Linked DNA regions of Homo sapiens: region 1 is linked to region 2. The links are chromatin loops, found by intact Hi-C in ENCODE. Cell type or tissue: OCI-LY7. All regions are shown on one strand. Each heading gives the region's core, and the rest is flanking DNA. Links, peaks and the distances in the headings are about the cores only.

Evidence for each region. Peaks named below come from ENCODE experiments on the same cell type or tissue, not always from the same donor. Only the 100,000 strongest peaks of a DNase experiment are listed, where the experiment ranks them.
Region 1: a loop joins it to region 2, with 2.0 times the contacts of the local background. A loop is called at or near these places in 6 of 110 quality-filtered maps.

Annotation. Positions count from the first base shown.
Region 1 is chr3:107,736,404-107,747,459 of GRCh38, reverse strand. It overlaps BBX (BBX high mobility group box domain containing), which reads right to left. Exons shown (of 18, transcript NM_001142568.3): 8 at 2,750-2,830. Among named protein-coding and RNA genes, the nearest start is that of LINC00635, 140 kb to the left of the region's middle. In OCI-LY7, for the core only: CTCF peaks have their summits at 5,762 and 5,963 (motif pointing right); a DNase peak (open chromatin) is centred at 5,979.
Region 2 is chr3:107,267,513-107,278,568 of GRCh38, reverse strand. All of the region lies in intron 1 of DUBR (DPPA2 upstream binding RNA), which reads right to left. Among named protein-coding and RNA genes, the nearest start is that of DUBR, 32 kb to the right of the region's middle. In OCI-LY7, for the core only: CTCF peaks have their summits at 5,279, 5,480, 6,382 and 6,586; a DNase peak (open chromatin) is centred at 6,578.

The DNA.
Region 1 (11,056 bases), core at 1,369-9,368, 470 kb before region 2:
GGCCAGCTCAGCTAAACTTTCTAAGACTTATTTTTCACCACTGTAAATTGATGATGATGATAATAATCTGCATTTTAGAGGATTATGGTGAAAAAAAATAAGCCATAAAAGATGTTACCTAGCATGGCACCAGAACTCAATAAATTGTTTACTAAATATGAAAAGCATTTTCTTCTTTCATAGCACCTGCGTCCTCCCACCCAACACAAACACACACACACACACACACACTCACACGTTAGTGTGTGACAATGAATGGAAGAGTCTGCCACCCTACACTTGATTCAACTAGGGGACCTTTTGTTTCCAGTTGGCAATTATGGTAGCTTTCTTCAACTTTGCTCAGAGGAACATGTGGAAATACTTTTCAAGGACATTTTGGGAGCAAGGTGAGTTAGTAATTTTGGTTCCAAAGTGAAAAAAACTTTTTTTCAGCTATAATACAGGGTAAAAGTGGGTCACAGGAGCAGAAAGCCTGGGCATCATAATAACTTCAGCCCATTCCCAATCCCACAAGTCTTTCCTTCAAGTAACTGTTCACCAACAACTCCATCAAAGGGTACTTACTAAGCAGTAAATCCACTTCATCAAAACTCTTTCATCACAAAAACTGCTTTTTCGTTTTAGTTAAACTGGTTAGAAAAACAACAGGGCCACGTAGTTATACATATAAAAGTGATGTTTAGGAATGGGAAAGAATCAGGAGGCTGGCATAGTGTGGCTCACATCTGTAATCCCAGCACTTTGGGAGGCTAGGTGGGAGGAGCACTTGAGCCCAGGAGTTTAAGACAAGCCTGGGTAACATAGCAAGACCTTGTCTCAAAATTAAAAAAAAAAAATTAGTAGAGAGACTGACTGAGTAATTAATTGTATTCACTGCTGAAGCCATCAGGAAAATTTCATTCTACTGTGCTTTTTAATCTGATAAGGATTTTTAGAATAAATATCAGTAAGAAGAACAAATATCAACCAAATCCAATTTAACAAACTAGGTAGAAATAAACCATTTTATCCATTGTAAGATCTAACCAAGTGTTCTGAAGACATTCAAGGATAAAATTTTAGAACTTTTCTTGGTCAAACCATGAATCTTATCATTTCAAGTGACCACCATGTGCAAGTATGACAGAATGCAAAAATGAACCCAGAGAAATCTTCCTGTAATCTTAGGAATTATAAACTCAGTACAACTTATTTCAGACATCACTTTTCATCCCTACCAACCCTCTATAAAAGTTAGAAAAAAATAAACAATTTATATAAGGGGAAATACACAAATATTGTAGGTTATACCTAAATACAATATATTCCTTTAAGAATTAAATCAAGCAGTGAACAAAATAGAACCAGTGTTACAATCCATCCAATTTTGTGAAAAGTATCTCAGAAGTTCTAAAAAAAGGGGGAGGGGGATGTTATTATAAATTAAGATAAAGATTTCAATTAATAACATAAATAGGAGCTCCTGGAGATAGAGACCTTTTATATAAAAGCAATAGGATCAGGGATCTCTCTGGATCTTAGATATGCTGTTAGAAGCCACAAAAATGTACACATGCTAACATATCCAAAATTTCCTGTGAAATTTTAGAGGTATCATTAGATCTTTAGAGGTTCAAGGATCATCTCTTAAGCCGTTCTGCTTTCAAAGTTGGGACCAATCTTATTTAACATGTTTATAACTGCTTTTGACAAAAAAGAGTGCAGGCTGAGCATGGTGGCTCATGCCCTGTAATCCAGTACTCTGACGGGCTGAGGTGGGACGATCGCCTGAGATCACTAATTCAAGAACAGCCTGGGCAACATAGTGAGACCCTGTTTAAAAAAAAAAATTAGTTGGGCATGGTGGCATGTGCCTGCAGTCCTAGCTATCAGGAGGCTGAGACAAGCGGATCCCTTGAGCCCAGGAGTTTCAGGTTACAATGAGCTATGATCATGCTGCTGCACTCTAGCCTGGATGACAGATTGAGACTCTCTCTTAAAAAAAAATAAAAAACAAAAAATGTTCCCCCTGTATAAAACTGTAAAACAGTTGGGCAAACACCAGGAAGGATGACAGTGGTGAAGAATGTGTAGTCAAAGACAATTCAAATGATCAAGGAAAGACCAGGTGGCTTAAAGTTTAAGAAAAAAATGTATCAGTGAGGGCTCATATTGAGTTCCAGAGTAAATTAAGATATTCTGAGCAGTCTTAAACTTTAGACTTGATATCAAGGACAATGTGCTTTTATACACCATCTCTTTGAACCAGTGTCAAGAGACCTATTGAGCTGAACAAGTCTGACAAAAGAAGACTTTGAAAACTGCCAACCTCATGCTAAAGTTTCAATTAAGATGAAAGTGCACTAAAAAAAGAAAAGAAAAAGAAATGCATAGATTAGCTGCATAGCCAATAACCATGAGCTGATTTTGTCTTCTGTTTTATCAAATAAACACATCAACAAATGACTAAATTCTAATAGTAATTCAATATATTCTTAACCTTACTATCCATGAGTAAAAATTAGTAATGAGGTTAATAATATTTAGTATGACTTTAATGATAAGCTTCTATAAACGCATAAATGTAGTTATTTCTTAATTAAGAACTCTAGAGACCCAAAATATCTTTTCCAAAATTTGATTCTATTTTCCCACTTATGGTTGAGCTGAGTAGAGTTCTTCATTGCTTTCAGTTACTGTTATCAGCCCCAATTTAAGCCCACTTTACAATTTCCTCATTAGTTAAGTATCAATTGTAATATATTACCTCGGCAAACTGAAACAATGGTGACTTCTGACGTAATTCAGGAGATTCTGAAACATCAGGCCTGCATGTGCCAGAGGATACCTGAAACAAAGAAAGATATCATATTTTCTTTTGTACTATTTACTGTGTTAGGTAAACATTTAATGCTCTATCTTCATTTGCGATCTTTATTATCAACAACAGTTACAGAAACATCACTTTTTAATCAAGTATTTTTCTCAGGATATACATTTCCTCTTTTATCTCAATGCTAACATTGACCCACTTTTGCATTTGCTTTGTGACAACTGCTTTGGTAGTCAACTGTTATTCAAAAGTCATAGGAAGCTTAGAATGTTAGAGAGGGAAGGATTTCATTATTCCTGTGATCTAAACCTCTCACTTTTCAAAGAGGAAGAAACTTTGACACTTCCTCTCCCAATGCTAAAAAATCCCATCTTTATTAAACACTGATCACCACAAGATGTAAATATTTATTTATTGTACATCCTCTCCCAGAGACTTTATTTAATGCATTATCCCCAACACTGCCTGGGCACAATGTAGATACTCAACAAGTATTTGTGGAGTGAACTAATGAAAGCTGACAACAGTTCTCTTAACCCCAATTCAGTGTGATTCCTTCCCACTTTTCCTGAATAATGAAGTTAGAGAGTCTAGGGGGAAAAATAATCTTTCACTTTAAAGAAAAAAATGAAAGTTACAAATACTTTTTAATAACTTGTTTTCTGATTACAAAATAATCCAAGTTCACTGTTAAAAATCTGAAAAAAAAAAAAAAAAAAAAAAAAACCACTAAAACAAAGAAGAAAAATCACCTACAATGTTACCTCCCAAAGATAAGTACTGTTAATACTCTTATATATTCTTCCAGTTGTGTAATTTTTTAACAAAAATAGAATATTCTACCACAGTTACAGAATGTTCTTTTTTAAAAAAACTTTAATATTAATTTTTCTGCATCACTAAGTCTTCTCTAGTGTAATTTTAATAGCTGCATGTGATTATATTTGATGGATAAATCCTATGGAAAGAGCTACTAGTTACCCAGATTATGCTCCTAAAAACAGTTTCTCACTGACCCTCTTAAGACATTGAGGACGTGTTTCTCTAACAATGTCACAGGCCACTGGGCAGGAGCAAACATTTGAAATTTTAATTGTCACCTTTGGATTTTAAAGAGTAATGGTCACCTTCTCCCAGAGATAAGCACATTAGTGAAGGTGCAGAAGCTTTTATTAATTTGCCACCTGTGGTTTGGCTGCAAAGCCTGACTCTCTTATTGTCACTATTTGATATGCTGTGCCAAATGTCCCACCAAGGAGACACAAAATGAATTAAAAAGGCCAACAAATCCTGAAATTCGTAGCCACAAAAAATTGAGAACTCCTTTATTGGTAGGAATACCAGAACAAAATATATCTTTATAATTTAGAGGTATTTTAAAAAAATCAACTTCTCTGCTTTATCAAAAAATATATTTTTGGCTCCTAGATTATTTGGTAAATAATCAAAATTTTACTTACATTCAAGCTTAGGACTTTTTGAAAATTATAAAATGTCTTCATAAAACTTTAATAAAACAGGTGTGCATAAGACAGAAATCTATAAAATATATTTGGAATTAAACGTATTATTATTTAGAGTTGCTCCACTGCATAAAGTCTATATGACATACATGCTTATTTCAGATCCCACAATTCACAAGAAATAGTGACCATTTATGAGGAGGTAAATTACCCTATGGCTTAGAGTTCACATTAACAGCATGAAGAAAATTCAACTTTCTTTTAAGTGTCATTTATAGATTATTTGGCCACGACAACACATCAAGTCAGAAAGTTTAAAAGTTCAATAATACTGTTTGCAAATCTTTAGGATGGATGGTCTTATATAAAACTTCCTATATGAACACATAATTATGAAGGCATCTATAATCCTGTACATGGTTTGTCAATTTTAGCATGCAATCAAATAAGTCTACACATGTTTGTGCTTATCATGCTCCTGACAAAGAGGGGGTGGCACAATGAATATCTATTAACTTAATTCTCTCCATATGTATGTGAATAGGAAGAATCTCAGTGACCTGGCCAGGAGTACAACAAATGCTATCCAATGGCTAAAATAACAGTAATAGAATCACTAATGCTGTGGATTTTACTCTAGTGGACCATGTCCTCTCTTAAAACCTAGTTATTCTTACTTTAAAGCATTACGGATTTAGCATACATCTTCAGTATAGTATAGTGGAAACAGCACAAAATTAGGAGCCAGGAGAATTGGGAGAGTACTAAGCTATGTAGTTAGCTGACTTGGTTAGCTGACCCTCTAGTCCACAAAAGAATAGAGGCAGCGTATCAGAAGGGGCCAAGAGGGCCGACAAAAAAAAAAAAGAAAAAGGAGGGTTGGGAAGGAAAGAAACAATGCCAGCAGCAGGATAAGACAGAAGGAGAAGACAGAAAAGCTGTAAAGAACAGATACAAATGTTTCATAAAGCACTAGAGTCTGTCTAAAACAAATTGAATAGGGAAAACAGCCCCCAAATTTCTCAAGAAGGCATCAGCTCAATGCAATAATTATTTACAACTATAATTCTAAGTTGTCAACGTAAGAAAAATTGTAAAATATATCATTTATTAAGAAGGCAGAAATCTGTGTGATACAGGTTAGACATATTTCTTCTGGGGATCTAAAATCTCAAAATATAAAAATGGTTCAATGACATGGCAAATATAAATATGAAGAATTCATTATTGAGTACTTGATAAGTAAGGCAACCCATAAAATGTATATATCTGTGGATACACTGATCTACACATGAATTTGATAAAGAAATAAGAAATTCTATCTATATAAAAGGGAGAGAATACTTCCCACAAAAGGCTCCCATTTGAGTAATGTCATTATTCAGAAGGTTCTAGATGTTGTGAAATGTTTAAAATATTGTGCCATATCATTGTGATGTCTGCATTTAAAGTACTTCACTTATTTTTATTAGGTGGGCCACACTTTTTATGGATAAACATCAATTCTGTAATATCTATTCCTATGCTAGAGCCAGTTTACTTTCTAAATACAAAATAGTCAAAGATATTTGTTCGTTAATTAAGAGGAAAGAAAAAATATTAAATAAGTAGTGGTTATTTAATAAGGGAGAAAAAAACCCAAGAAGCTGTTTCTAGAAATAGTCTCTGAAATAATCGATAAAGCCACTAGGTGTTGCTATATGCCCAAAAACAAAAATAGCTAACGGGATTTTTGTTAAGTACATATTCATTTGATTTCCCCAAATTCAATCCTCTCTTTGATTTAGTTATAATTCTCAATAACCATGGAAGGGGAGTGATTAGTATAATTAAGAATTACAATAATGCAGTTTTTTTCACAGGAGCAATTCACATAGTGAAATTGAATACATAAAAAAGTGAACTGGCCTCCTGATATAAAACAAGATCAAGCCAGTTACATGCATTGTGAGTAGTGTGGAAAGCTAGGTTGTTATCATGAGCCTGTCCTTACTTTGCAAAACACAGGACCACAACCATGCACTGCCGGCATGAACACACGGTCAACAAAAGGAGTATTGCACTGGTAGTATCTGAGCCATACGTTCCTACCCTTGCTAATTCAAACATTTATTGATTACTCACTCATTCAACAAATATTTAATAGGCACCTATGACATGCCAGACACAAAGACTGCTACTTTCAAGAAGCTTGTATTCTACTTGTATCTAGTATGTGTTAGGGAATAAAATGATGACCAAAGGAAATGTGCCTAAGCCTTAGTTGCTTGCAACTCATATGCAGGGGACAGCAACATCATATACAAAAATGTAAGTGCATAATGGTAGAATATTACAAGGTCTACAGGAGGACGGAGAGGCAGCCTTCACTCTGTGTGGGAACAGGTGGAAGATAGATAACATCTAAGATACACCTTAGGAAAACCAGTTCTCTCACAAGTGTAGAAATGATACGGTAACAGGAGGTGGGAAAGTATGAAGGTAAGAACACAGTGTGTTTGAGAGAGTGACTTTCTCAGTGTGGCTGAAGAATAAGATGCATTGGAGTATAGTGGGAGAATCTGAATTCTACATGAAGAAGTTTGAAAATTGGGCTGGAGGCAGTGAGGAGCCAGCCAAGATTTTCAGTCAGAGAGATGTGTAGTCAGGTAATTCTGTCAGTGGAGTGCAGGGTGACGCTGTCTGGGGATGACTGGAGGCAGGAGGCTAATTAGAAGATTAAGGAAATAAGCCATTTGAGATGTGAGACTCCAACTGAATCAAAGATGGTAACTGCCAGGCTTCAGTAATTGTCTGGAAAGATGTCAGAGCTGAGGGAAAGGGGTCAGAAACACAATGCCTGTGTTTCCAAGGTAAGTTAAAGCTTTCACTGAAAGAGGAAATTTGAGAGATGGAAGGAGGTTTGGAAGGAGGCAGTGAGTGTCTTTTATGAGAAGAGATGGTTTTGGGGTAGAGGATTCCATCTGAGAGTTAAAGGAGAAGCTGGTTACTAACGCACTGCACTCGGCTACCTGACACAAGCGGTGCACTACATCTGAGAAGAGTCCTGGGCCGCCACGGGGGGCATAACCCAACAGCACCACATAGAGTTGAGCTCTCCCACAAGCAGAATACATGTCGAGTCATCTGGCTAAATGGAAGAACACATCCTTGGTTTTACTCAGGGCATCAGGGCTGCTGGAGTATGGATTTTACCCCATGAGTCAAGTTCTCCTAACATTATAATCTGTGTGGCTGAGCACTAGTATGAAAGTCCAGAACAGACTCCAGGCCAGTTGTAAAAATAACTGCAGTAGCAATTGAGATAACTCCGATCACCTTTCTGCCTCAGTTTCCTCATTTGATAAAGTAGGTACAATGCCACTCTGTCTACTTGCCTTCTTCACAGTAAACTGTGAGAATAAAATGCAACAGTGTACATCAATGTGCTCTCCAACAACCACCTAATTGACAATAACCACACCTCTCTTGTGAAGGATGCCTCCTTTATCTTCCTGCTCTCCACCCTTCTCTTTCGAGCCCAGCTCTCTTTCTGCCCACCTTCCACTCTACCTTTGCCTTCATCTCTGAGAGCCCAACGAGCATACTCAATTTCATCAACGCAGCTTAGGGACTTACGGAGGATGTGTGATTTGTCAATCAAGCTGGGTAAAAGGACCCAATTATCTGGGCTTGAGCCCCACAGTGGACAGATGGTAGAGGCTGGGTTCTACCATTGGATTTGGATGGGCAGGTCCAGCCAAAGTGGGCAGTGAAGAGTGACATAAAGGGGGAGCCACCCAAGAAAAGAGGAAGCTCAGAGAGCCCATTTCCTTTTCAGTGTAGAATTTAAATAAAGTAAGCTATAAAACTATGAGAAGGGAATAAAAGTTTTGATGAGGTTCAGGTAGGAACTGGGGCAAGGAGTTTGGAATTCAATGGATTAAAGTATTCTGGAATAGTCAAATTTAGCAGCCTAAAGGAGGCACATATCTAATTAATTCAAATACACCAACAAGCAGGAACATATAAATAGCCTCATTTCATTGATGTTAGAAATTAGAATAAAGAAAGTGAAAAGTTTCCATTTTATTTAAATCTGTATTTGTTTAAAATTGTTAAAAACTCAGCATTTAAGATGTGGACATAATCATTCCTTTATCCAACAAATATTGGTAAAATTCAACCTTTCTGTGTCTCAGATTTTTGCCTATCTCATCATTTAATGAAAAACAATGTGGGTGTAATTCTAGTATTATGAATTCCTCATTCTACGACCTTTGAGAAGTTATTTCACCTCTCTGACCTAGTTTCCTCATTTACAAAATGGGGAAAATAATAAACCAGCCTCAGAGGGTTCTTGAGAGAATGAGATACTCAATGTCAACTGTGAACACAGTGCCTGGCCCCAGAAAGCACTCACAAAATGCCCCTGCTCTGGCAGTGATGAGCTTCAGTAAGGGTGCAGCACAGGACACAGGACACAGGACACAGGAGAAGTGGCCAGAGCTAAGGTTGGATTGTCAGAGGCTGAATCACCAAGGCCCCTGCGTGCTGCAAGAAGACTGAAGCTAGTCCTCCGGCGTTGGAATCCCAGTTCTGCCACTTTGTAGCCTCACCATCGTGGGCTGTTACTTTACCCTTCTCTGCCTCTGTTTCCTCACCTAATGGTAAATATTTACTTATAAGGTAAATAAGACTTAACTCACAAAATTGTTACAAGGATTAAGAGTTAGTCTTACGGAATACACTTAAGAATTGAGCCTTGGAGGCAATGTTCAATACATGTTAGTTGTGATATAATAACAACTATTCTCCAGGCAAGTGGGTAGACCTGCTGCAGTTTAAATCTTGTCATTGTTCTTGATCCCAAGTTTCTTAGTCTTCTAGAGACAATACTTACATATAATACAATAAGAAAATTTTTTAAAATATGACTTTTATTATACAGTTTATAATAAATTATAAAACTAAATATAATCAGTGTTGTAAGGTATGAAACTAACAATATGGGATATAAGAGATTAGAATAAACAGAGAATTGAATATGGCTCAAGAAATCATGAAGGACTTCCTGGAGGAGGTGACAGATTGATATTACAAACTTACAAGGCAAAATATATTTATTACAGGTTCAGTATCCCCAATCCAAAAATCTGAAATGCTCAAAAAAATCTGAAACCTTCTGAGTGCCAACATAATGCTAAAGGGAAATGCTCACTAGAGCATTTCAGATCTCAATTTTTTGGATTTGGGATGCCCAAAAGGTAAGGATCATACAAATAGTTAAAAAAAAAAAAAAAAAAAAAAAAAAAAAACTGGAACTCTGAAGTACTTCTGGTCCCAAGCGTTTTGAATAAGCAATATTTAACCTATATTTTTGGATTTTAAGAAATCTTGATGCATAAGCTGTAAACATTTTAAAATAGGCAGATCATGGTGAACAAACGAAAATCAATGTGATTTCCTTTTAAGCTAGAAGTATCATGTGAAGAATTTGCTATATCTAAAAACTTGAACCTTAAGACAATATCAGCTTCAGGCTGTCTGGTTTGTTCCCTGACATGCCTTACACATACAAGGCATTCAATAAACACTTGTCATGTAATTAAATATAAGAAAAGATGGCACACAGTTCAGCACTGTTCAATTCTCAGAGAACACGACCTTTACAGTCCTTTTATGGAGGTGTGCCATCATCTATTAGCATCTTCTCCACTAATCTGACACTAACTCAGCTACTCTGCTGACTTTGGACTTCCTATACTGATTTTTCCCAGATATTAAAAAATTGTCTCCTTCTTGAGCACCTGATGATAAAGATAGTAAATTACAACGGTAATTTCTGCTAAGTTTTCAATAGACAAGAACTCTCTCTCTCTCTCTCTCTCTCTCTCTGTGTGTATGTATGCATGTTGCTGGTAAAGCGTATCAGCCTGTGGGAGAAATGTCTGATATAATTTAAACTTGCAAGTTGAATATGAAATGCCTAGAATAACTAATGGCAATAATATATACCTACAAGAATTATTTGCAGGAGAGTTAAAAGTGCCTTACAGCTTTTATTTAATTAATCTTCACTGTAGCCTTGAGATTTGAAGGCAAGCAGGTATTATTAGCTCCATTTCATAGGATGGAAGGCAAAGAAAAGAGTGGCTTGATCAATACTTTACTGTCATTATCTGCTGGCTCCAACAAAACAGGCATTCTAAAATCACAGACCCAAAGTCTAAGGTACTTCCCATATATTTGAAAGTTTAGCTTCCAACAGTCATACAACTACACAGATATTGATACCTTCGAAGCTTTTCATCAGCTATAATTAATCTGACTAACTTATATTCTACTTTTCTCCAACCACCCCTCTCCTTCTGTTCTAGCCAAGATGAATTTACGTTGCTCACTTAGGTCTGATACTGGATGTCATCCTTTCTGAGATCAATCCAAGTTGTTGTATACATGACATGGTGAATAACTGCCCCTTCCACAATCTGAATTATATCACTCCCTGCCTTGTTTTTTAAGATTTAATTTAGCTTTCCATTTTTATTAAGATAACTAACAAATATAAGGATTTCTAGTCCTGGAGATTACTTCTAGAAATTCTAGATCAAGTACTGACAATTTTTTGTATTTTCATTTTTAGATAACTCTGTGGTATAAAACATAAAGGCTTAATTCTCTGCCTTCTCATTAGTTCTTCCCTGAGTTTGATGTGAACATGATTACTTTTATTTGTTCTACATTTTTATTTCTGGTTCTTTAAATTAAAAAAAAAAAGGTGATATTCACTTAAACT
Region 2 (11,056 bases), core at 1,640-9,639:
ATTTCATCTTGGATGTGTGTTGTTGGTTTATGGATTTTGAGATATTGGTCCATTTCATATAAATTATTGAATTTATATATAATTAATTGTCCATAGCATTCCCTTATTTTCCTTTTAATTTTTGTAGAGTCTGTAATGATATCCCCTATTTCACTCCTGTTGTTGGTAGTTTATGTCTTCTCTCTGTTCTTCTTTTTCAGTTTTGCTAGAGCTTTATTAATTTTATTAACCTTTTCAAAGGTTAATAAAAACTAATTTTTCCCCTCTATTTATTTATTTATTTGAGATGGAGTTTCGCTCTGTTGCCCAGGCTGGAGTGCAATGGTGTGATCTCGGCTCACTGCAACCTCTGCCTCCCAGGTTCAAGCAATTCTCCAGTCTCAGCCTCCCAAGTAGCTGGGATTACAGGCACGTGCCACCAAGTCCGGCTAATTTTTTTGTATTTTTAGTAGAGACGGGGTTTCGCTATGATGGCCAGGCTAGTCTCAAACTCCTGACCTCAAGTGATCCATCCGCCTCAGCCTTCCAAAGTGCTGGGATTACTGGCATGGGCCACTGCGCCTGGCCGGGTATAATATATTTTTTAACTTTCCATGAATTTTCTCTTTGACCTATGGGTTGTTTATTGCATGTTAATTTCCAAGTGTTTAGAAATTTTTCGGTTATCTTTATGTTACTGATATCTAGTTAAATTCTATTATGCTTAGAGAATATATTTTGTATGGTATCAATTTTTTAAAATTTAAGTTTTGTTTTGTAACTCAGGATATAGTCTATATTGGTGATTATTCCATGTGCACTTGAAAAATTGTACTTTGCTTTATTTGATGAAGTTTTTCATAAATATGAATTTAATCCACTTAGTGGATACTGTTACTCAGTTCTGCATCCTTTCTGATTTTTGTCTGCTTGTTCTGTTAAATACTGAGAGAAACTGAGGTTGTCAAATATAATTATGAGTTTGTTTCTCTTTCTTTTCTGTCAGTTTTTGCTTCACATATTTTGATGCTCTGTTGTTATGTCCATATTCATTTTGAAGTGTTTTGGCTTCTTGGTAAATTTATCTATATTAATGTAATATCCCTTCTTATCACTTTAGCTTTCCTTTGATTAGTGTTTACATGATATACTTTGTCCATCCTTTTACCTTTAACCTGCCTACAGTTTTTCTCTGTAAATCTTTCCTGACAATCTCTATGTGTTTAGACTATGTACCTTTAATGTAATATTGGTATATTTGGATTTAGGTCTACAATTTTATTTTATTTTTTCTATTTTTCCTTTTCCATATTCTGCTATTCTGTTTCTCCTTTATGTCCTTCCTCTGGATTATATAAACTTTTGTAGTATTCCATTTAATTTATCTATTGTGTGCTTGACTTTCTCTTTTTTTTTTTTTTAACAGTTTAGGTAGTGGTCAATCAAGAGGTATGCATATTTAATTTTCATGATCTCTTTAGAATCTATATTTTACCACTTCAGTTAGAATGAAGAAAGCTTAGCACCATATAGGTCCTTTAATATTCCTCAATTTATGTTGTACTTTCCCCACATATTTCACTGATGTACATTAAATAAATCATCAGATAATATGACAATTTTGTTTTTATCTATCAAATGTATTTTTAAGAGCTCGAGAAGTTATATTTACCCAAGTATCTACCATTTCTGTTGCTTTCTCTTTATTCCTGATATTCAAAGTCTTCCTTTTACTTTTCATTTTACTTTGATCTGAAAAACTTCCCTTAACAATTCTTTTGGAGTAAGTTTTCTAGCAACAAATCCTCTTGGTTTTCTGTCATGTGAGAAAGCATTTATTTTTTCTTTATTCCTGAAGGAAACTTTTGCACTTGAAAATGTTGAGTCACTTCTTCGTGGCCTCTATGATTTCAGTTTAGAAATCCACTGTCATTTGAATTATTGTTCCCATTTTCTAGTTAATGTCTTTCTTTCTCACTGCTTAAAAAAATCTTTTTTCTTTATTTTTAGTTTACAGATGTTTGATTATAATGTATCTTGGCATGGAATTCTTTGCGTTTATTCTGTTTGGGGTTGACTAAACTTCTTTAATCTGTAAATCTGTGACTTTCATCAACATTAGGACATTTTCAGCCATTATTTCTTCAGATATTTTTCTGCACCATCCTCTTTTTCTTTCCTTATGGGATGCCAATTCCACAAATACTAGACCAAAAGGTACCGTCCCCAAGTCCTCTTTCCTGTCACTTCCATTCTATTATTGAGCCTATCCAGTAAGTATCCTGCCCAGTCTTATATTAGCCTCAGGTTTTACATTTTCAAACAAGTATTTTTTTTTAATACATGTAGCCAGCCAGTTAGATCAATAAGGGAAAACTATGTGTGCATGTTGTGGTTTGTGAACATGTCCACAAACTTTTTATCACTTTTTTTTTTTTTTTTTTTGAGATAGAGTCTCACTCTGTCGCCTAGGCTGGAGTGCAGTGGCGTGATCTTGGCTCACTGCCACCCACACCTCCTGAGCTCAGGTGATCCTCCTATCTCAGCCTCCCAAGTAGCTGGGACCACAGGCATGTACCACCACACCCAGCTGATTTTTTTGTATTATTTTTTGTAGAGATGGGGTTTCACCACATTGCCCAGGCTGGTCTCAAACTCCTAGACTCAAGCTATCCGCCTGCCTTGGTCTCCCAAAGTGCTGGGATGACAGGCATAAGCCACCATGCCCGGCCTAACACTTTTTTCATCAAAAGGTTTGCTTTAACTACCCTCCTCTTTAATATTGTTCAGTGTTATATTTGTCATTTGCATCTGACTAATAGAATGCATTGAAAAGTAATGCTGTGTCACTACCACCACAGTCAGGCTAAAAAAGTCAGCAGCTTCCTTGTGGCTTTCCTTCTTGAGAAACTCATCATTGGAAATTAGCCACCATGTTGTGAGTGCACATATAGACAGCACGTATAGGTGTTTTAGCTGACATCCATAGCTAATCCAGAAGATGCTTGGCACATTATCTCTGCCAAGCCTTGTCAAATTTCAGATTTCTGGGAAATATAAATATTGCTATTATTTTATGTCACTAAGTTTTGAAGAGGTTTGTTACATAGCAAAAGGTATCTAGACTTTTGTGAAATAGAAGCTGAGTGTTTTGTTAAGCTCTGTTTTCTCTTGCTATGGAAGGAGTTTTATCACTTACTGTAGGAACAAAATACATATCTACTTATTTTATTGTTTTGTAATTTTTAAAAGATTTGGAATGAACTTGATGTATTGAGTGGATACTGTTTTGAATTGCCTCTTTTGAACTGTGACTGCATACTATGTACAGCAGAAAGGGCAAAATGAATATTTGGTAAGCAGGTAGGTAGACTATCAGAGATAGGATTGATCAAAGCTGTTTTTTTTTTTGTTTTGTTTTGTTTTGTTTTTTTTAATGCATTGAGCCTTTTGGCAGACTGCTAAAGCATATGGTGTTCTTTTCACTGTTTTTATACTTTGCTCTGAGGACACGATGGTCTAATGACCATGACCACAGATCTCTACAAATCAAGGCAAACAAGTGGCAACTATGCTCTTGCTTTCTGTTATGGTAATGATATCAATGTTGCCTCTGATAGTTAAATGCTACTAGTTGTTCTCCACTATTATGCAATTCTACCATCCCCACTGACACTAAGGATTCTAGTCCCAAGATAGCATCTACCCCAGTCAATCCTGGGCTACAAAGTAGAGTCACCCAAGAGTGTCTCAGTGATGCTGGTGTCCCCCTCACTGGTGCATTCCTTGCACCCTAAAGAAGGATGTGTCTTCCCTTTCCACGGAACATAATCAGGCAGTAGGTTCTCATTGCTCACATAATTAATCGATTTAAAGATGCCCATTTGATGATCATTTTGTTCCCTTTATCAACTCCCTGAACACAATCTGTCATCTCTAACTCATTTATTGTAAGACAGTGTCGTGTCCAAGCTCAAAAGAATCATTGCAGCGTCATCTTAGAACTGGCTCCAGGTGTCCTTGCTAGTACATTAACTTTTGAGAGAGTGCAACCATGTTAATCATCTGCCCCATTGTGAGGCTTATATTATGCCCCATATCCTCAGGTCTATTATTCTCAAGATCCACTCCCAGCTTTTGTCAGTACACATGAGCCAGGATTTGCAAATCTTTTGGTAAGCTATTTACTCTTGTAGCAAGAAGTATTCTTCCTTGCTTGGACTATGCTGAGGTCTTTAGCTACTGGCCGGGAGTCAGTGAAGGGAAGGGGAGTCAATGAAGGGAAGTGAGGGCAGGCCTTAAGCATTATCTTACAAGCATCTACTTTAAGATCACTGCATGGTCTCCTGGCAATAGAAGGCTGCTTTTCTAGCAAGGGGCAGAGACTACTTTTGATGACCTAGAGTTTAGGATAAGCTGGGCATTCTAGGCTCTCAGTCATACCTACATATCCCGTTCTTTTCATTACATTTACCCCATACCATTCAAGTGATATAGATGCAGCATACGCCTTTCACCTGTACCACATCCCAATATGCCATAGATAAGCCTCTTAGTCATTGTGAGGCCACAACAATCTAGGAGTTAGCTCCTTTCCCAACACTTGCCACATGTGACAGTTGCTATCTGACTGTTTAGTAATTCAGTTTCAAAGTCTATAATGAGGGGCATTTTTCTAGAGCCTCTTCCCACACCAATGCTTAAATTGGATTGTCATGAAATCAGAGGCTGAGATAATGACTTGGTGCAGGTAGTTTATTTGGGAGATAGTCCCAGGAAACAGAAGTGAGACAGTGAGGAGAATAAGACAAGAAAGAGAGAAAAGCCAATAAATCTTACTGTGTTGGTTGCTGCTGAGAATAACTGGAACTCAATGCTACTTGCAAACTTCGAAGTTTATAGAATGTGCCTCAGAATAATCTTGCTAAAGAACTCGAGACTGGTCTGTTTACATAAACACTACTGTTTAGCATGGTTTGAGTGTTGTCCCCATGGTTATTAACCCTCCGCACTTCTGAGCTGCACCTTGCATCTACTGAGTGACCTTCCAAGACTTCAGATAAATCTTTAAAGCAAACAAAACAAAACAAAAACCACAGAGATGTCATACCTGCAGAGAGTCGCTGATAGTATGCATGGAATTGTTTATGTCAGCTGCACTGAAATCAGATGGACTGAGTAGAAATGGCTTTGGGCACTACCAGTGTCTATCATACCTACATTTATAATGGAAGGAAATGCTAAATTTCAGTTTGAGGTTAGAATGGAATTTCTTTCCATCTAAGCTAACAGAACTTTTGGTATCCCATGAAAACCATGTCAAAAACTCTAGGCCTAGATTAGCTGTGGTGGCTCACGTCTATAGTCCCACCACTTTGGGAGGCCAAGACAGGTGGATCGCTTGAGTCCAGGAGTTCAAGACCAGTCTGGGCAACATGGTGAAACTCCATCTCTACAAAAAAAACAAAAATTAACTAGTGGTAATGGCACGCCACCTGTTGTCTGTGGTCCTAGCTACTCACAAGGCTGCGATGGGAGGATCACTTGAGCCCAGGAGGTGGAGGCTGCAGTGAGCCAAAATGGTGCCACTGCACCTCCAGCCAGGTGACAGAGTGAGACCTTGTCTCAAAACAAAAACTAAACCAAAAACAAGACAAACTCCTGGTCTAGAAGCTCAGTAATTGTGCATTCTCTTTCCTGGCATACTGGAAGCCTCATTCTTCATCTAAGTTGATCATGTGACTGGGTTCTAGCCAGGCTAGGGGACAGAAGCAAAGTATACTACTTCCAAGCCTAGCCCCTGAAATTATGCCACTCTTTACTTGACAGCCAAGAGAAAATTCAGTGTGAAGATGATGGAGTGACACAATAGAAGGAACCTGAATCACTGAATCATCACTTGGAAGAAAGCAGCCCAGACTAGTTACCCAACTCCCATCAGACAGTGACCAGAGTGAGAAATAAGCCTTGTGTATGGTGTGTGTGTGTGTGTATGTGTGTGTGTGTGAATTCGTGGGTATTTGGGGTTGCTTACTTTAGCAGATTATATTACTTTAGTTGACACAGTCAATGTGGTATCTTACATAAGATCGATACTTTCCTGATTTGTACTGCACTTTGGTCATTGAAGAAAGTATTAGTTATCACCTCTTTACCTCATAGGCATATGATGAAAATGGACAGAATCATGTTTGTGGTTTGCTTTTAGCCTTTTAAGGACTAGGCAGATGGTTAGCTCAAAGCAGTGGTATAATTATTTCCAGATAAATGATTCCTTTCCTCCTAGTTAGGGAGAATCATCCATTGCTATTTTGCACTTGCTGAACACAACTTGACAAAGAAATCCTCCTTCACAATCCCCAGATAATAAATGTGAGAGAAAGAACCAGTATGAAATACTGTCTGCTTTCTCTTTTATCATGGCTGGTTAAGAAAATGTCCTGGATATAATACATAGGAAAGACACACAGATAATCACTCATATTTTAGATGAATAAAAATGAAGCTTGTTTAATAATATGTCTTATCATTAAAAAAACGCAGAAGGGTACTGTCTATCCAGTGTCAGAGATGGACAGTGACAAAGAAGTAAGAATACTCCCTCTTGTGGTTCTTGAGAGAAATAATTCCTGCTACGAGATCATGTTGAGAAAACAGAGATACTGGATTCAAAGATCACTTCAGTGGATAATTAAAGCTTATCCTTTTCACTGTGACCTGATTTAATGAAGCTAAGTAACCATTTTAGGCTGGGTTGGTGTGGCTCTTCTGGAGAGTGTGAGCTTGCACCGCTAACCTCAGGGGACAACTAAACATGTGACAGGAGGAAAGGACTCTTCAACCTGAACTGGAAAAGAGATGCTTTCTACTTGGATTTTTTTCCCTGAAGGGTAAAAGAAACAGTCATTGTCACTAAATTTCCTTTTTCTCTAACTTGGATCTGGTTCCCCAATGTGGCCATGTACTTGCACTTGGGGAAGCTTTGATTTAAGAGGAGTGAATTTGGTTTGGCACCCTATCTCCTCTAAAACACAGCTCATGCTATTATTTTGTGTGGGGGTATAAATGTGTTTCTCTGATATATGCTTTTCCCCTTTTCTAGGTGGAATCTTACTTAGCAGCTTTGTTTTTCTCGAGGGAGAGTTGATGCCCCCAAATAGGAATTTCCTCATTTCTTAAGGAGTAAAATAGGATGGCACAACTGGAAGACAGCACAGATCCAATGTCAGCAAACATTTGATGTGCAGTTGTGATTTGTTTCTCACAATTGGTATCCCTTACTTTTTGCTGCTAGTGTTTCACCATTAGAAATATGATATCCTCCAGTTATGAGGACGGTTGACATCTGCATGGGAAATCAATATCATCTATCTATCTATCTATCTATCTATCTATCTATCTATCTATATCTATCTATCTATCTCTATCTCTCCCTTTCTCTCTGCTTCTGTAGTTAAGAAGTACATATTGTTCTACTCTGCCCAGAGAGGTCCTGATTTATGCCACTGTCTCATTTGGTTTAAGATTTGTTCCTTTTTCATTTTTTCCAATGAAGAATATAATGATTTCAATTTTATTAATCACAAAATGTAACTTTAAGAACACTGGAGGTAATCTTATTTAAAAAAGATTTAAATATTATATTAAAAAACACATTCTTCAGAAAAATACCAGACATGATGTTAAAAGCAAAGAAACTGATTAAAATGCATTAATGTGTACCAAGAATAATTGTTCAACTTTTAGCATTTTAAATGTTCAACTAATCAATATAATAAATTTTTAAAAATTTTTGCAGCCTCTAAGATGGCCCCAATGAGACTCACCTCCTGATATTTATTGCCTCGTGTGATCTCTTCCCTGGCAACATTGAGGGCATATCATTTCCCTGATCCAAGTTACAAAAGACTGTGATTTCCATCTTGCTAGTTGACTCTCCCTGTTGATTTCTCCACATAATGCTTTAATGAAGCAAGGTGCCAGGTTGAAGAGGTCCCTTTAGCAAGGAATTGATGGTAGCCTCTGGTCAATAGCCAGTGAGGAACTGAGACCTTCAGTTCAAAAGCCTGTTGGCTGCTAACAACTAAGTGAGCTTGGAAGTGGATCCTTCCCCATCCAGCCTTCAGATGAGACCCCAGCTTTGTGAACACAGCCAAGGAGAGACCTTAAGACAGGCCCCAACTAGACGTGCACAGATTCCTTAGACATACACAGATTCCTAATCCATACAAACTGTGAGATAATACATATGTTTTGTCCTCAGCTGCCAAGTTTGTGGTTTATTTATTTATTGCACAGCAATATATAACTAATACAAGCTCAATCCCTTATCCCAGCCCAAATCCATTTCAGATTTTAACTTCACTGGGGTGAAGATTGAGCCCAAAGTGAGGCTTAAGCAGTTCTGTATTACCCCAAAGGTATAATAAGTATGTATTTAAAGATCAAGCAAAATAGAGGTAGTTTTTTTGGGGGGGATTTGAAATTTCAAATTCAAAATAATAAGCAAAAACACATTGGGGCTGGGTGTGGTGGCTCATGCCTGTAATCCCAGCACTTTGGGAGGCTGAGGCAGAAGGATCACTTGAGCCTAGGAGTTTGAGATCATCCTGGGCAACATACGGAGACCCCCATCTCTACAAAACATTACAAAAAAAATTAGCCAGGTGTGGTGTCCTGCGCCTATAGTCCCAGCTACTTGGGGGCGCTGAGGCGCAAGGATTGCTTGAACTGAGGAGGTTGAGGCTGCAGTGAGCTATGATTGTCATGCCACTGCACTCCAGCCTGGGTGACAGAGCGAGACCCTGTCTCAAAACAAACAAACAAACAAACAAACAAAAGAATCATTGGGGGAGTCATTATGAAAAAAATAAGGATTTTGTTGAAATGCTTCATATATATTTTATGATTAAATATTATTTATATTTACAATTACAGTTAGGGACACCACAATCTTTTTCATACCTAGAACCTCTAAAAATCTTAAAATGACTTTAGATTCTGGCATGGAAGAGCCAACACTGAAATGGACTTGAAAGTGCAAGAGGTTTATTGGAGGAGAAATGCCTATGAAAGATAAAACGGAGAGGAAGCAAGAGTGGGGAGGAAAAACCTTCATATCACGCTGTTGCTCTGACATGAAAGGAAAGAATGAAGAACTCAGATAGGGCAGGGGGAACCTCAAACCGTGATGCAGACTTGACAAAGTCTCAACCAATCCAACAATGGGCAAAGATTGTGAGCAAAGATTACCATTTGAGGAGTCTCACATGAGGCATTAAAGGCCAGGCCCTCACACCCACAGTGTGCCCAGTAATTGGCTGAAGCTTCTCAGGAAGAACACAACCTCAGCTAAAGGCTGAGGCATATCTTGGAGGTGCTAATGGTTGGCGAATTCTTGTTTAACGGGAGATTCAAGGAGCGCATATCCATGGCTGCCACAGGGCGTGGCATATTCATAGCTCTCCTCTGCTAATTTAATCTGTCTCCTGCTTATCCCTGAAAACTTACCTTGTTTTTGGTTTCTGTTTTTGTCTCTTTTTTTCTTCCCCATGGATTTTCTGTTTCTCTACAACTTAATCTTGCTTATGGCACTAATTTACCATTTGGGCCCCCGGGTGCCACATCGATTTAAAGTTTGGCTTTTCCTAGCAAACTGACTTAGTACATGTTCCACCTTCAAATTCCTAGGTAAGATAATTTGGTCAGGTAACCATACTGAGGCCATCAACTCTAATGGGAAAGGAGGGCCAAATTATTTGAGACACAGCTATTCTTTAGAGAGGCTACTAACAGAGTAACGGACAATTTGCTAATTTCTGTGGCTTAACATAATACAAGTTATTTCATTCACATGAGTCTAATGCAGATGTTGGGCAGTCTTCCTGAATGGCTCTCCTCCAAGTGCTGCTGTGTCAGAGACTCAGGCCTTCTCTCCTTCATAGAAAGCTCTGATATCCTCAACAAGGGCCTTTACTGTCGCCTCAGAGTGATGGATAGTGTGAAGAAGACACGTCTGCTCTCAACTGCCTCAGGCAGGAAGGCACACATCACTTTTGCTCACATTACATTGGTGCGAACTTGACATATGTTCCCATCTTACACACAAGAGGGCTGGAAATGTAGCTTACCAGTATCCCCAGGAGAAAACAACAACAACAACAACAACAACAACAACAAAACATTTGATAAGTATCATATAAGCTATAAGCTTCTGCCATAGTTTGCCCTTTTGGTCATCAAATACCAATTTCATGCTTCCTCCCACACATAGAATAAATGAGCCCCTTTCTTAAGTGGAAAACACAAGATCTCATCGAGTCAGTCCCTGCTTCTAGTTCTAGGTCCAAGATGTTCAAGTGATGTGAAATTCTCTCCTTTAGTCCTAGATGTGGCTCCTTATGGTTGTGTAGCCCATGATCTGAAAAGACAGTGATCAGTTTGCTACCCTCCATCCCCAATGCACAGTTAGTAAAACAGGCACAAGACAACCTGTAAATATTCTCATTAAAAAATTGGTAGAATGAAAGACACAGGAAAATCATTAGGCTATGGCAATTCTGAAATTCCACTTAGCCAATATTGTGAGGATTTGTCAGTCTGGAGTAGGAGAAGTCCTTTGATTAGTGCCAATTTCTACTGTCCTTGAGAATTTTTTTTTTTTTTTTTTAGTCTGTTGCTTTCTGTGACCCCTGGCTTTGCCCTCTAGCAGTTTCTTCCAAGTTTATTATTTTCCATGGCCTTCTCTGAACTGGGTATTAAGTGTAAGCCCTCTTTGGGAGTTATACAACTTTCCTAACTTTATTTGTTCATGGAAGTTAAAGGCTCAAGCTTTTTGTAAGTCTTGAAAGTCCGACATTTTAATTTCAGACTTCTGGTACTGGACAATGTATTTCTCAAAAAAATGTAGTAGCTTTCTACTTACTCATTTTCATGTGTTTATCAAACCCAAAGTACCTTCCTAGATATAGTTCTCCAGGGTGCTTTACTTTGCTTCTTCAGCTCACTGTCTCACATACTCAACTTAATGATGGCAACCTTGAAGCTGCCAGGCTAGAGTGGGAACACCAGTCTTAAT